Linked DNA regions of Homo sapiens: region 2 is linked to region 1. Evidence: read pairs that join two places in POLR2A ChIA-PET (ENCODE). Cell type or tissue: Panc1. All regions are shown on one strand. Links, peaks and the distances in the headings refer to the core of each region. The heading gives the core; the rest is flanking DNA.

What was found. Peaks named below come from ENCODE experiments on the same cell type or tissue, not always from the same donor. Only the 100,000 strongest peaks of a DNase experiment are listed, where the experiment ranks them.
Region 2: POLR2A ChIA-PET joins it to region 1 with 9 read pairs; 16 of 35 experiments call an interaction of 5 or more read pairs at or near these places.

Annotation. Positions count from the first base shown.
Region 1 is chr20:354,289-362,568 of GRCh38, reverse strand. It overlaps NRSN2 (neurensin 2), which reads right to left. Exons shown (of 5, transcript NM_001323682.2): 5 at 7,707-8,280. Among named protein-coding and RNA genes, the nearest start is that of NRSN2, 11 kb to the right of the region's middle. RefSeq lists a silencer at 6,030-6,324. In Panc1, for the core only: no CTCF peak of the experiment used is centred there; no DNase peak of the experiment used is centred there; H3K27ac peaks cover 2,740 bases.
Region 2 is chr20:484,624-491,849 of GRCh38, reverse strand. CSNK2A1 (casein kinase 2 alpha 1) reads left to right here. Exons shown (of 14, transcript NM_177559.3): 10 at 1,969-2,070; 11 at 3,072-3,172; 12 at 4,275-4,423; 13 at 5,388-5,474. Among named protein-coding and RNA genes, the nearest start is that of TBC1D20, 26 kb to the right of the region's middle. In Panc1, for the core only: no CTCF peak of the experiment used is centred there; no DNase peak of the experiment used is centred there.

The sequences.
Region 1 (8,280 bases), core at 1,421-6,420:
TGGTTTTGAGCCATGTGCTCTGGGACATGGCAAGGCTGGGATTGGAAGCTCACAGCCCTGGTGACACCAAGCCAAGCTGAGACTCAGAGCAAGGCCAGGGTTGCCGGTCCCATCCATGCACATCCATGGAGCACACCTGTGAATGGACTCAACATGAGAATGTGGGCCAGACAAGGCCATGCCATGTCCAAGGTCACAGGGAATGTCAATGAGGGAATCCAGCCATAGCACATCTCTTCACTCATGGATGCATCTGCACAGTGGTGGAGGGAGACACCGTTGCCTAATATTATAGGGCCAGGGTTTGAATCTCAGCCATTTGACTTTGGGCAAGCCACTTCACTTCTCTGAGCTTTATCTTTTTTACTTTTTTTTTTTTTTTTCTTTGAGACAGAGTTTCATTCTGTCACCCAGGCTGGAGTGCAATGGCGTGATCTTGGCTCACTGCAACCTCCACCTCCTGGGTTCAAGCGATTCTCCTGCCTCAGCCTCCTGAGTAGCTGGGATTACAGGTGCATGCCACCACACTCAGCTAATTTTTGTATTATTTTTAGTAGAGACAAGGTTTTACCATGTTGGCCAGGCTGGTCTCCTGAGCTCAGGTGATCCACCTGCCTTGGCCTCCCAAAGCGCTGAGATTACAGGCGTGAGCCACAGCTCCCGGCTGCTTTATCTTTCCTTACATACAGTAGGTGCTCAGTAAATGTAGCTGCTAAAAAATTCAGTAGCAGAGTGAGTGCAAATGCAGCGTGTCAGTGTCTGCAGACCTCCTCGTCATCATTTACATGCCCGCTGATGTGCATCCAGGCATGTAATGTGCTATTCAAGAACTTGGGTGGGTCCCTCCATTTACATTTCACTGCATGTGTCTGTGAGGTCTTCAGAGCTGATTTTTTTTTTTCTCAAAATGCACATCATTCCTGGTGTGGTGTTGTGGAGGATTTTCTGAGCGCTCGTCATAGACAGGAATTGGTGTGTATCTGAATAGACATGGGTGTGCTTGCCTGTGTCTGTGTGGACCTGTGTGAGGGGTTATGAGTATGACCTCCAACCTTATCAGGTTAGTTCATTGGTAGAATCTGTGTGGTCATTTCTGCATCCGGGGCATTCTGGACCTGGATTACTTGGGTTCAAATTTCAGCTCCACTAGCTATGCCATCTCGGACAGGACGCTTAAACACTCCATACTGTTTGCTTTTCTGTGAATTGGAGATAATGGTAACCACCTTATGGTGGTATGAGGACTGCAAGACCTAATGTATGTGATGGACTGAGTACAGAGCCTGGCATGGACAAGCGCTTGTCTCTCACTGCCCCCGTGACTGCCCCGTGATAGGATATTACTTTGTTATTCTATTACAGTACTTACCCAGGTATATTGCCATTTGCTGTCCACAGGACTGTCCTTTCCACTAGACTGTGAGTCCCTATAGGACAGGACCCTGTCTGAGCCATCCATCATTATAGATTATGTGTTGCCTGCTAGTTCTGAACCTCAGACTTCTCTCTTTCATAATAACAGCTGGCATTTAGGGAGCATGTCTACGTGCCAGGTGCTGTGTTAAGTGCATTAAGCTTCATACAATCTCAAGGGATTGGTATCCTTGTTGCTCCTATTTTGGAGATGAAAAAAACTCCTGACACTCAGAACGGTTAAGAAACTCAGGTTCACACAGTGGCTTGAACACTGGCAGACAGATTCACTCTCAGCCTGCACTAGATATAAGTTGTGGGAGGAGATTGTGGGGGCAGGAATGTTGCTGAACAGAAGGAATGCCTGCCTTTCGGACTGCTCCAGCAGGCTCTCTCTCACTCCACCCCCATTAATCCCTCCCCCATCTATATGAATATCACTGTTTTTGGCCGGGTGCGGTGGCACATGCCTGTAATCCCAGCACTTTGGGAGGCCAAGGTGGGAGGATCACCTGAGGTCAGGAGTTTGAGACTAGCCTGACCAACATGGAGAAGCCCTGTGTCTACTAAAAGTACAAAATTAGCCGGGGGGCGTGGTGACACATGCCTGTAATCCCAGCTACTCGGGAGGCTGAGGCAGGAGAATCGCTCGAACCTGGGAGGCGGAGATTGCGGTGAGCCAAGATCGCGCATTGCACTCCAGCCTGGGCAATAAGAGCGAAACTCTGTCTTAGAAAAAAAAAAATCACTGTTCTGTCTCTTACCCTGGGGCATCTCAGCCCCCTGCCCTAGCACAGTGCTCCCAGGGACCAGGCAGTGGCCCCAGATCAATCCTTCTTTGGTCCAGTTGTGGGTGAGTTAGAAGGGCTTCTCTGAGCTAACCTAGTCCCCTGGGCCAGTAGGGATGGGGAGGGCATGCCAGACTCAGCACGAGGGCGGGAGCCTCCAGGGTGGTGTGGGGGTTGGGTGCTCAGACTCTTGGATAGAAGAGGGGTGGAGCAGAAGGTAGACCCCACTGGTCAGCCTCCTCTCCTTCCCAGATCTTCCCACCTCAGAGAGGAGAGGGAATGGTCCTTTCTTAGGTCCTTTTTGGGGTGTGTTAAACCAGATCCCTGTTATTCCATCTTGACCACAGTAATTTTTTTTTTTTTTTTTTTGAGACGGAGTCTCGCTCTGTGGCCCAGGCGGGAGTGCAGTGGCGCAATCTCGGCTCACTGCAAGCTCCGCCTCCCGGGTTCACGCCATTCTCCTGCCTCAGCTACTCGAGCAGCTGGAATTACAGACACATGCCACCACGCCCAGCTAATTTTTGCATTTTTAGTAGAGACAGGGTTTCACCATGTTGGCCAGGCTGATCTCAAACTCCTGACCTCAAGTAATCTGCCCTTCTTGGCCTCCCAAAGTGCTGGGATTACAAGCGTGAGCCACTGTGCCCGGCCAGCAATCGTATTTTTTGCTATTTTGAAATAATTGTAGATTTATTGAAGAGTTACATGGACAGTACAGGGAGATCCTGTGTATCCTTCAGCCACGTCTCCTTAGTCTCCTCCAACCTGAGACCGTTTCTTGTCCTTTCCTTGTCTTTCGTGACCTGGACACATTTGAAGAGTGCTGGTCAGATCTTTTGTAGAATGGGTCTTCTCATGATTAGGCTGACGTTACGGATTTGGGGGAAGAATGCCACTCAGGCCAAGTGCCCTTCTCACCACATCATTTCAGAGGCTGTGATATCAACAAGACTTTTGACTGGTGGTGCCAGCCTTCATTTGGTTAAGGTGGTGTCTGCCAGATTTTTCCACTGTGAAGTCACTGTTTTTGCCTTTCCACATTCTACTTGTTAGAAGCAAGTTGCTGAGTCCAGCCCACACTCAAGAGGAGAAAAATTAAGCTCCATTTCCTAGATGGCAGAGCATCAAAGAACATGTATGCATATGTTAAAACCACCATACTAATTAATACATATTTGGGGATAGATACTTTGAGGCTATGCAAATATTTTGTTTCAAGCCTGGTGGGGTGGTATGTGCCTGTAGTAGCAGCTACTGGGGAGCATGAGGTGGGAGGATCCCATTGAGCCTAGGAGTTCCAGACCAGCCTGGACAATGTAGTAAGATCCCGTTTCTAAAAAAAAAACCTTGTTTCTCCTTAAAGTTTCACCCACTCATTTTATTGTTCATTGGTAGATGTTGCCTGCAGCAATTATTATTCCGGTGTTCTAATGATGATTTTTCAATTTCTCTCAATCCTTCTACATTTACTAATTGGAATTCTTCTGTAAGAAGACTTGTCCTGGCTGGGCACGGTGGCTCACACCTCTAATCCCAGCACTTTGGGAGGCCGAGGCCAGGAGTTGGGAGTTCAAGACCAGCCTGACCAACATGGAGAAACCCCGTCTCTACCTAAAATACAAAATTAGCCAGGTGTGGTGGCGCATGACTATAATCCCAGCCACTCGGGAGGCTGAAGCAGAATTGCTTGAACCCAGGAGGCGGAGGTTGCCGTGAGCCGAGATCACACCATTGCACTCCAGCCTGGGCAACAAGAGTGAAATTCCATCTCAAAAAAAAAAAAAAAAAGAAAAGAAAAGAAAAGAAAAGAAAAAAGACTTGTCCTTCCCCCCAATTTTTTTTTTAAGAGAGACAGGGTTTTGCTTTGTTACTCAGTATTCAGGCTAAAGTGCAGTGGTGTGATCCTCCTGCCTCAGCCTCCCAAATATTAATAGCTGAGACTACAGGCGTGTGCCACCATGCCCAGCTAATTTTTAATTTTTTGTAGAGATGGGGCCTTGCTATGTTGCCCTATGTTGCCCAGGTTGGTCTTGAACTCCTGGCCTCAAGTGATCCTCCTGCGTTGGCCTCCCAAAGTACTGGGATGACAGGCGTGAGCCACTGCACTCAGCCTTACCGTATTTTATTAATAGTCCCCTACCATGAGCATTTAGGTTGTTTCCAAATGCTTTAATTACAAATAATACTATAGTGTTCCAACATGTAGAGTTGAATCTATAGATCCACCTGCATAAGAGGGAGAAATCAAAGGGCATGTGTATTTTCTATTTTGATATTGTCAAACTGCCTGCACCATTTATACTCTGTGTTAGCTTCCTTTTATTTTTTTGAGATGGAGTTTCGCTCTGTCGCCCAAGCTGGAATGCAATGGCGCGATCTTGGCTCACTGCAACCTCCACCTCCCGAGTTCAAGTGATTGTCATGCCTCAGCCTCTCAAGTAGCTGGGATTACAGACACGTGCCACCATGCCTGGGTAATTTTTGTATTTTCAGTAGAGATAGGGTTTCACCATGTTGCCCAGGCTGGTCTCCAACTCCTGACCTCAGGTGATCTGCCCACGTTGGCCTCCCAAAGTGCTGGGATTACAGGTGTGAGCCACTCCACCTGGCCGGCATGGTTGCATTTTTTTGTTTTTTGTTTTTCCTGTTTTTGAGATGGGGTTTCGCTCTTGTTGCCCAGGCTGGAGTGCAATGGTGCGATCTCAGCTCACCACAATCTCCGCCTCCCAGGTTCAAGTGATTCTCCTGCCTCAGCCTCCCGAGTAGCTGGGATTACAGGCATGTGCCACCATGCCTGGGTGATTTTGTATTTTTAGTAGAGACGGGGTTTCTCCATGTTGGTCAGGCTGGTCTCGAACTCCCAACCTTAGGAGATCCACCTGCTTCGGCCTCCCAAAGTGCTGGGATTACTGGCTTGAGCCACTGCGCCTGGCCTGGTTGCAATTCTAATAGGCTGCTCAGGGAAGGCCTTGCTGAGAAGGTGATGTTTGAGCAACGACTTGAAGGAACTGCCCATGTCGTCAACTGGGGAGGAGTACCCCAGCAGAGGGAACAGTGAGGCAAAGGCCCTGAGTCAGGATCCTGGCTGGAGAGGACACAGGAACCTGGAGAGTGGTGGGAGTTGGGGTTACAGAGGAAAGTGCGGGGGGAGTGGAAATCAGCAAATTGTGTAGGGCCTTGGAGGCCACAGGGAGGGTTTTGGCTACTCTGAGTTAGGTGGGAGCCATGGGAAGGTTTGGAGCGGAGGAGGAACATGACCTAGTTTATGTTCTAACAAGATCTGTCTGGCTACTGTGTAGTAATTAGACTTGGGGAGTCAAGGCGTGGAGTAGGGTGGGGTTCAAAACTCAGAAGCCAGGAGACCGGGGGAAGCTGGTGCAATGATCCAGATCGAGGCGCTGGTCGCTGGTGGTTCAGACCATGGAATCAGCCACGGGGATGTCGAGGTGTAGTTGGGTACAGGATATATTTCCAAGGTTGAGTTGACAGGACTTGCTGATGGATTGGATACAGGGTGTGAGGAAAGAGAGGAGGTTTTGGCTGGAGCAGCCAGAAGAATGGGGACGCTACTCTCTAAGACGTGGGCAGCATAGTAGAGGCAGGTTTGGTCAGGGAGGGGTGGTAACAAGGAGAACAGTTTGAGATAGTTGAGTTTAAATTCAACATCCAGGTGAATGCAGATGGGAACGCAAGCCTGGAGTTTAGGAAAAACTAGGTTTGAGAATAATAGCCGCCACCTCAGAGGTTGTCGTCCTGGTTAAATGAATTCCCGAATTCTGTAAGGCACTAAGAACAAGGCCCAGCCCCTGGTGAGTGCCAAAAGGGGTTAATTACTCTTCCAGGCCTGGAAAAGATCTTACCTTTGGCTTCAGCCCCCTCTCCCACACCCTGGCCCTCACATTCCTTTCAGAACTAGAGGAAGTGTGTTCTCAAGGTGGCTGAGAAATCTCCTTCCCACCCAAAGACAGGAGCTCCACACTCAGGCAATAGGCCAATCAGGCTAAGCACTTTTTTTTTTTTTTTTTGAGACAGAGGCTTGCTCTGTTGCCCAGGCTGGAGTGCAATGGTGTGAACTTGGTTCACTGCAACCTCCACCACCCGGGTTCAAGCAATTCTCCTGCCTCAGTCTCCCGAGTAGCTGGGATTACAGGCATGCACCACCATGCTCAGCTAATTTTTGTATTTTTAGTAGTTATGGGGTTTTACCATGTTGGCCAGGCTGGTCTTGAACTCCTGACCTCAGGTGATCCACCCACCTCGGCCTCCCAAAGTCCTGGGATTACAGGCGTGAGCCACCTCGCCTGGCCCAGCCACCCCTCCAGGCCCTAGGCTGAGCATTTAAATCCACTGCAGGACTTGGGTGGAGCTGGAGGCCATTATCCTAAGTGAAGTAACTCAGGAACGGAAATCCAGATACGGTAGGTTCTCACTTATATAAGCGGAAGCTAAGCTATGAGGATGCATAGGCATACAGAGTGATATAACGAACTTTGGGGACTGAGTCCAGGGAGGTTGGGAGGGGATGAGGGATAAAAAACTGCGTATTGGGTACAGTATACACTGCTCAGGTGATAGGTGTACTAAAATCTCAGAATCACTATAGAACTAATTCATGTAACCAAAACCCACTTTGACCCCAAAGGCTACTGAAATAAAAAGAATTAAAAATAGGCCGGGCGCGGTGGCTCACGCCTGTAATCCCAGCACTTTGGGAGGCCGAGGCGGGCGGATCACGAGGTCAGGAGATTTGAGACCATGCTGGCTAACATGGTGAAACTCTGTCTCTACTAAAAATACAAAAAATTAGCTGGGTGTGTTGGCAGGCACCTGTAGTCCCAGCTACTCATAGTCCCAGCTACTTGGGAGGCTGAGGCAGGAGACTGGCATGAACCCGGGAGGCGGAGCTTGCAGTGAGCTGAGCTCGTGCCACTGCACTCCAGCCTGGGTGACAGAGCCAGACTCCGTCTCGAAAAAAATAAAAAAGAATTAAAAATAAAAATAAAAAATAAATCACTCACCTCTCTGATCATCAGTTACCGCATCTGTAAAATGAAGACAATAAGTCTGGGTAAGGTGGCTCACCCGGTAATCCCAGCACTTTGGGAGGCCGAGGCAGGCGGATCATTTGAGGTCAGGAGTTCAAGACCAGCCTGGCCAACATGGTAAAACCCCGTCTCCACTATAAATACAAAAATTAGCCAGGCGTGGTGGCGTGCACCTGTAATATCAGCTACTTGGGAGGCTGAGGCAGGAGAATTGGTTGAACCCAGGAGGCAGAGGTTGCAGTGAGCCAAGATCGCCCCACTGCATTCCAGCCTGGGCGACAGAGCGAGACAACATCTTAAAAAAAAAAAAAAGAAGACAATAATTCCTTTCTCAACAGGTTATCCTGAGGAGCGAATGAGAAATAATGGGTCGTGCCCAGCACACAGTAGGTGCTCCTGAGTCTGTGTCTTTCTCCTCCCCACGCCCCAGTGGCCAGGGAGAAAGGAAACAAAGTCAGTATCCATCCCAGCTGTTTATTGAAAGGGAAGGTGGGATGGAAGGGGTGCAGGATGAGGAGGGGGCGTGAGGCACAAGGACAGTAGGGTGTGCCCTGGTGGGGGCCGCCTGAGGATCCCCTAGGAGGCCCTTCAGGCTGGTGGAGACTGAAGGTAAGGGTTAGGGAGGGGAGGGGCGAGAGCCTTGAGCGCTGCTCTCCAGCTGCATCAGAGCTCCCTCTAGTGGTACAGAAGAGAGATGACGCCTCCGGCTGGGGAGGGAGGGGCTGGCGCCTCTGAGAGAGCCCATTTATTATCAGGGTCACGGCCAAGACCGTGGGCTTGGTTTCTAGGTAGGTGGACTTTGAGGGGCAAAGACAACCCACTTTTCCTGCCCCCTACCCCCGGCTCTTAGAGACCATTTAAATCCATATCCAAAGTATATCCAGAGCCACCTGGGACCATCAGGCCTCTGGCTAGTCTTTCTGGGCCAAACCTGTCCTCCACCCTGAGGACCCTCAGGGAACCAGGAAGGTGAGGGGCTGGCTCCGCCCCACCTGTAGCACAAGAGCTGGCCCAGGAGGAGGCTGAAGATGTGT
Region 2 (7,226 bases), core at 1,837-6,836, 130 kb before region 1:
CAGGTTCACACCTTTCTCCTGCCTCAGCCTCCCAAGTAGCTGGGACTACAGGCACCCACCACCACCCCAGCTAATTTTTCTTGTATTTTTAGTAGAGACTGGGTTTCACTGTGTTAGCCAGGATGGTCTCGATCTCCTGCCCTCGTGAGCCACCACGCCCGGCCTTTTGTTTGTTTTCTGAGGCAGGGTTTTGCTCTGTTGCCCAGGCTGGAGTGCAATGCCATGATCATAGCTGACTGCAGCCCCGAACTTCTGGGCTCAAGTGATCCTTCCAGCTTAGCCTCCTGAGTAGCTGGGACTACAGGCGTGCACTACCACACCCAGCTAATTTTTAATTTTTTTGTGTGTAGAGAGAAAGTCTCACTATGTTGCCCAGGCTGATCTCAAACTCCTGGGCACAACCCATCCTCACACCTTGGCTCCCCAAAGTGCTGAGATTACAGGCATGAGCCACCATGCCCATCCTGTAACTAAGTTTAACCAATCTTCAGAGTAAATTCAAGAATGTTTTCTTGTTCTTCTGAATTGTATACTAAATAAAAAGGTCTTCTCCCCAGCTCCCCCAAAAAGCCTTCTTTCTCCTCACAGAAAAAGGAGAAAGGAACCAAATTAATAATAGATTTGCCAAGTGTTTAAAAATCTGAAGTTTTCTTGGGAGTATCTTTTATGCCCAGTCTTTCCAGGTTATTATCAGTTGATTTTAAAAGTTTCAGACTTTTTGTTCTTGTAGGAATTTCTTTCTTGGGGTCTTAAGGCTATAGCCCTGAGTTCAAAAAGCATTTTATGCATAAAAATAGTTTTTACAGTATTACTAATAATTGTGAAAAACAGAACACTGTCCTATTATAGGAAAATTAAAGATTGAATTCTGAAACATTTATGTAATAAAATACTAATGATACACATTAGATGGTCTCCATGGGCTAACAATTTGGAGGTTTTTTTTTTTTTTTTTTCATGTAAGTGAAGAAAACAATTCAAAATAGTATGTATATTAGCTGAGCATAGTGGTGTATGCCTGTAATCCTACCTACTCAGGAGGCCTAAGCCCAGGAGTTGGAGGCTGCAGTGAGCTATGATCACGCCACTACACTCCAGCCTGGGCAACAGAGCAAGACCCTGTGTCTTTAAAAAAAAAAAAAAAAGAGCCAGGCACAGTGGCTCACGCCTATAATCCCAGCACTTGGAAAGGCCAAGGCAAGTGGATCACAAGGTCAGGAGCTCAAGACCAGCCTGGCCAAGATGGTGAAACCCTGTCTCTACTAAAAATACAAAAAAATTAGCCAGGCGCGGTGGTGGGCGCTTGTAATCCCAGCTACTCAGGAGGCTGAGGCAGAGAATTGCTTGAACCTGGGAAGCTGAGTTGCAATGAGCCAAGATCACACCCCTGCAGCCTGGGCGACAGAGCAAGACTCTGTCTCAAAAAAAAAAAAAAAAAGTAAAAATTGTTTTAAAACCGAGTGAAAGATGCATAAAAGAAAAAACTAAAAAAAAAACTAAAAAAAAAAAAAAAAGAAAAAACTAGCCAGGCACGGTGGGTCATGCCTGTAATCCTAGCACTTTGGGAACCTGAGGCGAGCAGATCATGAGGTCAGGAGTTTGAGACCACTGGCCAACGTAGTGAAACCCCGTCTCTACTAAAAATACAAAATTAGCCAGGCATGGTGGCACGCGCCTGTAGTCCCAGCTAGTCAGGAGGCTGAGGCAGGAGAATTGCTTGAACCCGGGAGGCGGAGGTTGTGGTGAGCCAAGATTGCGCCACTGCACTCCAGCATGGGCAGCAGAGTGAGACTCTGTCTCCAAAAAAAAAAAAAAGAAAGACTAAAAAGAAATATATGAAGATGTTATTAGTGTTTTGATTTTGAGTCAGTGGAGTGATTTTTTTTTAATTTTAAAAATTAATTTTTTATTTTGAAGTGACAAGCCTGAGGATTCACAGATAATAACAGTGAGTTTACTTTTATGCAGATGTACGATTATAGTTTGGATATGTGGAGTTTGGGTTGTATGCTGGCAAGTATGATCTTTCGGAAGGAGCCATTTTTCCATGGACATGACAATTATGATCAGGTAATATATGTTATACCCATTGAAAAATGTACTGGCCTAATGCAATGATAGCCAGCACTGCCTGTAACTTTCAGTTCACTGTTTATTCAGCCACCCCGATATTGATCCTTAGATTGATGTTTCGGGAGCTACCAGCTTAGCCTTTTGAAATCAGACATTCCCCCCTAGTCTTTGTCATTTGCATTGCTTATTTTATTGTGAAGAATACATATAAATTGTCATCCAGATTTTTAAAATAGGACATTACCTTAGAATTCTCCTAATAAACCCTTATCTCCAATATGGTGTTTTCTCCAATATGTGAGCCCATATGTGGTATTTCTGTGATCCTTTTGGCTCTTTATATGGGTTGAGTTACAGATGTTTCTTAAACTAACTCCACTTCCCCCTTGAAGATCAAAGGGCTCTTTCATTCACAAGAACCTGGAATGATTCTAGGACCTTGTGGAAGGTACCATTGTCTTGTTCCCTTTGAGCACCATGTCCAATTTTAATGAGTCAAAGAATACAACCTGAATTCCATTAAAGTCAATAACTCTGTATCAAGTGCATGCAGTACTGAGGAATACAGAAAAAAGAAAGAATAGTTTTCTTCCCCTCAGATAGTTCATAGCTGATCTTGTAAGGGAGTCAAACATACAACAAAATAGGTTACAGTCATAACTTCAGAGTAGAAATGTGGACAAGGCACAAAAGGCAGTAGTGGTGAGTAGTTTGAGTGTGCAATGGGAGCTTCCCAAAAGAAGTGACATCTTCAATTGGGTTTTGAGGGGAGAAAAATAAGGGTTCACCAGGGTGACATTTCAAGAGGAAGAAACCAGTTTATAAAGTAGTTTGCTTTTTCTAACACTATCACATTGAGTTGAAGTCTAAACTGTTAGGAGGTAGCATTCATACCTGTAGACATGATGACCCGTTTATGTAAATTCAATCATTGTTAATTGTTGATTTGTTAATATAATATGCTTGTGATATGGGTTTTTGTCTTTCTTTAATACTAGTTGGTGAGGATAGCCAAGGTTCTGGGGACAGAAGATTTATATGACTATATTGACAAATACAACATTGAATTAGATCCACGTTTCAATGATATCTTGGGCAGGTAAGTCATGAAACAAAATATGTGCATCTGTGGCTTAAGCACTTTGAGAGTGAACTGGCACTTAGGATCTTCAAAATAGTTATGTTTTCTTTGCCAGCACTGTCAGGATGTCAGTGGTCCAGTGCCACAGGATGCTGCATTGAGCAGGCCTCTGATAAAGGCATTGGATTGAATGGCCCTTTATTCAAATTAACTTACAGGAGTCTGATGGAGGGGTTATAGCTAGAGGATTCCTACAAAATGAATGTAGATTCTAGTAGAAGGGTTACAGTTGAGGCAAAAATCAAAATTTACCTTGCTTCTTTAAGTGAAAAACCTCTCTCCAAGAGAAAGAAATTGAAGTAGAAAATGCATGCTTTAAGACTGATGTGCAGGCTGGGCACGGTGGCTCATATCTGTAATCCCAGAACTTTAGGAGGATCACTTGAGCCCAGGAGTTGGAGACCAGCCTGGACAACATAATGAGACCCTCGACTCCATGCATGGTGATGTGTGGCAGTAGTCCAGACTACTAGGAAGCTGAGGCAGGAGCTTCCCTTGAGCCCAGGAGGGAATGCTACAGAGAGCAATGAACATGTGGCTGCGCTCCAGTCTGGGCAACAGAGTGAGACCCTGTCTCCAAAAAAAAAAAAAAAAAGGCTATATGCAGACAACCGACTCTTAACAGTAGTGACTAGATATAGTACTTATACACTTAACCACTCAACAGGAGGAGATGGACTTTCCTGATGCAAAGGCTTTTGCTGGCCAATTGGCAGAGATGCCAGGAATATGTGTGGGGATGGGAAATAGGCCTGGTGAGCTCAGCCACCTGACCCTCCTTGCTACACAGAAGCGGTCACGTCCTGTCAAGTAACCTGAATTATGTTTCTTAAAATTGAGAGGACTCAGATGTCTTTTTTCACTCTAGCTATGTTGTTTCCAGTCTCCAGTTAGCTTTGTTGTCCCACTCAGTGGCAGAGCGGTGCAAGACTACCCTCTTGAGTTTGGATCCCTCTTTGCTTTTGTCTGGGCTGTTAGCCACTAAGAAAAATGTAGGAATGAAATGTTGGGCTTCTGTGCCCACGTGGCCCATTTCTCATGCCCTCTTTTGGTCCTGCAGACACTCTCGAAAGCGATGGGAACGCTTTGTCCACAGTGAAAATCAGCACCTTGTCAGCCCTGAGGCCTTGGATTTCCTGGACAAACTGCTGCGATATGACCACCAGTCACGGCTTACTGCAAGAGAGGCAATGGAGCACCCCTATTTCTGTGAGTCCAGATATCTAGCCCACAGAGTTTGTGCAGGCGCAGAGTCCTATAGAACAGAGTCGTAATCCCAGCTCCTGTCAGCTTGCTGCAAAGTTAATTCACCCACACTGAGCCTCAGATTCTTCCAGTGGGGATAGTGATGGCAACTACATTGCAGAATTACTGGAAGAATTCTTCTGTAACAGAATACATGACACAAGAGCATTCCTAAATAAACTCTTTTCATACTGTGAGGATGACACTTCTCAGTGCCTCAGTCTGGAATGGTTGAATTAGAATACACAGCCCTGTATCTTTCCTGTCCCTAGTAATCATTCGTTGGAAAGAGCTAATGAGGCTTACAAATCTTAAAATTGTATGAACACCTTGACTTAGATTTGTGAGTATAGCCACCTGTGCCATCCTAAGTGAAAATACCACTGAGACCCACCCCATCTGCACTGTGATGTTAGCTGCAACATGACATTTTTCCTTCGGTGTGATGGTTTTGTACTGAATCATTTATACTTTTGCCCAATACCTGAAGCAGATAGATAGGCTGATTGGGATAGAGAATGTGGTCATAGCCCTAAGCTACATGGACCTATAGCTTTGGCCTACTTGGTACTGGGCTGTGGACACACTGGTAATATATTACCGTCTTTGCCGAGTTACAGTGTCTTGTCTCCATTAAACCTCAACAGGACCAGGGCTTCATTAAATTCGCTCTGCTATAAATAATTACCTCATCTTTCTACCATTTGATTGAAAGGTTAGCTTTTACCACAGTTTGATAGGAAAGCTATTTCTGCTTTTTACCACTTGTCTAATTCATGGTGAAGGCAATTGCCACCTTAAGTTCTTTGGGGAATAATGTAGAGTATATATAAATTGCAAAGAATGAAGCTGGCTGCTTTCAGGCTTCCAGACCATTAGTTTAATCTTTCAAGCAAAACAGAACCTAGCCTTTTTGTCTCTTTTCTAGACACTGTTGTGAAGGACCAGGCTCGAATGGGTTCATCTAGCATGCCAGGGGGCAGTACGCCCGTCAGCAGCGCCAATATGATGTCAGGTCAGTTCATTGGTAAATTTTCTTTAAAAAAATGTGGAAGTCAATTACTGTTCTTAGCTTTGTGGTCTGATTTCTTGTATACCTTCTCTTCTCCGTACTGGTGGCCTTGTGACTTTTTTTTAACCAGGTTTCAGCATGCTTGACATTTGGTATACTTTAGTGATACTGTCTTGAGTAGGGTATCCCCTTCTAGGCTAGAATCTCAGCATTCCTGGCTGAAAATTTTTGGCATAGGGGCTTGAAAGTGCCAAGCCATGAAAAGGAAAAATACACCATTTCATCTTATAGTTTGAAATGACAGTAGTTACATGGCCCTTAGAAACAATGTTAAGAAATGGGGTATAGAGGTGGGGTTTATACATAGGTGTGTATGTGTACAAGGACAGTTCCGTGACATGTGCCAGAGCAACTATAGAGTGCCTATCAGTTGTAAAAACATAAGTAAAATGGTTTTCCATTATTGGATCATTGTGACGCACAGTGAATTTTTATAGAGTACCCAGTTATTCCAAAGGAACTACAGGCACATAGCATAAGAATTATACATATAGGCAACATCCAAGTGGGTGCATATCTGGTAGTGAAGGCATTTACTTACATATCCTCAAATAATTGCTGTTGCCCTCCTCTTTTTTAAGAAAAGAACTAACTGCCTTCTAGAATTTACCCCTTGAGTATCCTACCTCTGTACAGAGTAATGTATATCCAAACTTACTTGTAGCCTTATTTGTAATAACAAAACATTGAGAATAGCTATCAGTAGGAAACTGGTTAAATCAGTTATGGTATATCCATTTAATGGAATGTGGTGCAGCCAGTAGAATAAGAGTTTCATGTTCTGTTAGATCTCCAACTCCAATATAATAATGTGAAATTTAAAACGCAAGATGCAGGGCCAGGTGCAGTGGCTCATGCCTGTAATCCCAGCACTTTGGGAGGCTGAGGCGGGTGGGTCACTTGAGGTCAGGAGTTCGAGACCAGCCTGGCCAGCATGGCGAAACCCTGTCTCTACTGGAAATACAAAAAATTAGCTGGGCGTGGCGGCGGCGCCTTTAATCCCAGCTACTTGGAGGCTAAGGCAAGATAATCGCTTGAACTTGGGAGGCAGAGGTTGCAGTGAGCCGAGATCGCACCGTTGCCCTCCAGCCTGGGTGAGAGTGAGACTCTGTCTCAAAAGAAAAAGTGAGATGCAGAGCCATGTCTAAGAGGAGTGGAGAAGAATGTATAATAATGTTCTCATATATATATATATATATATATATATATTTTTTTTTTTTTTTTTTTTTTTTTTTTTTTTTTTTTTTTTTTTGGAGACAAGGTCTTGCTCTGTGGCCAAGGCTGGAGTGCAGTGGCACAATCTCAGCTGCTGCAGCCTCCGCCTCCCGGGTTCAAGCGATTCTCCCACCTCAACCTCCCAGGTAGCTGGGACTACAGGCGCCCGCCATGACGCCCAGCTAATTTTTGTATTTTTAGTAGAGATGGGGTTTCACCATGTTGGCCAGGCTGGTCTTGAACTCCTGACCTCAGGTGATCCGCCCAACTTGGCCTCCCAAAGTGCTGGCATTACAGGCGTGAGACACTGCACCTGGCCTTTGTATACTTTTTTGAACCTTTTGTATTTTGAACCATGTGAATGTATTACCTGTGTGTACACACACACACACACACACACACACACACAAAAACATGATTAGAGAGGTGGAAGAAATCAAATGGAAATAAATTCCAAAACACAATTTTATCTTAGAAAAT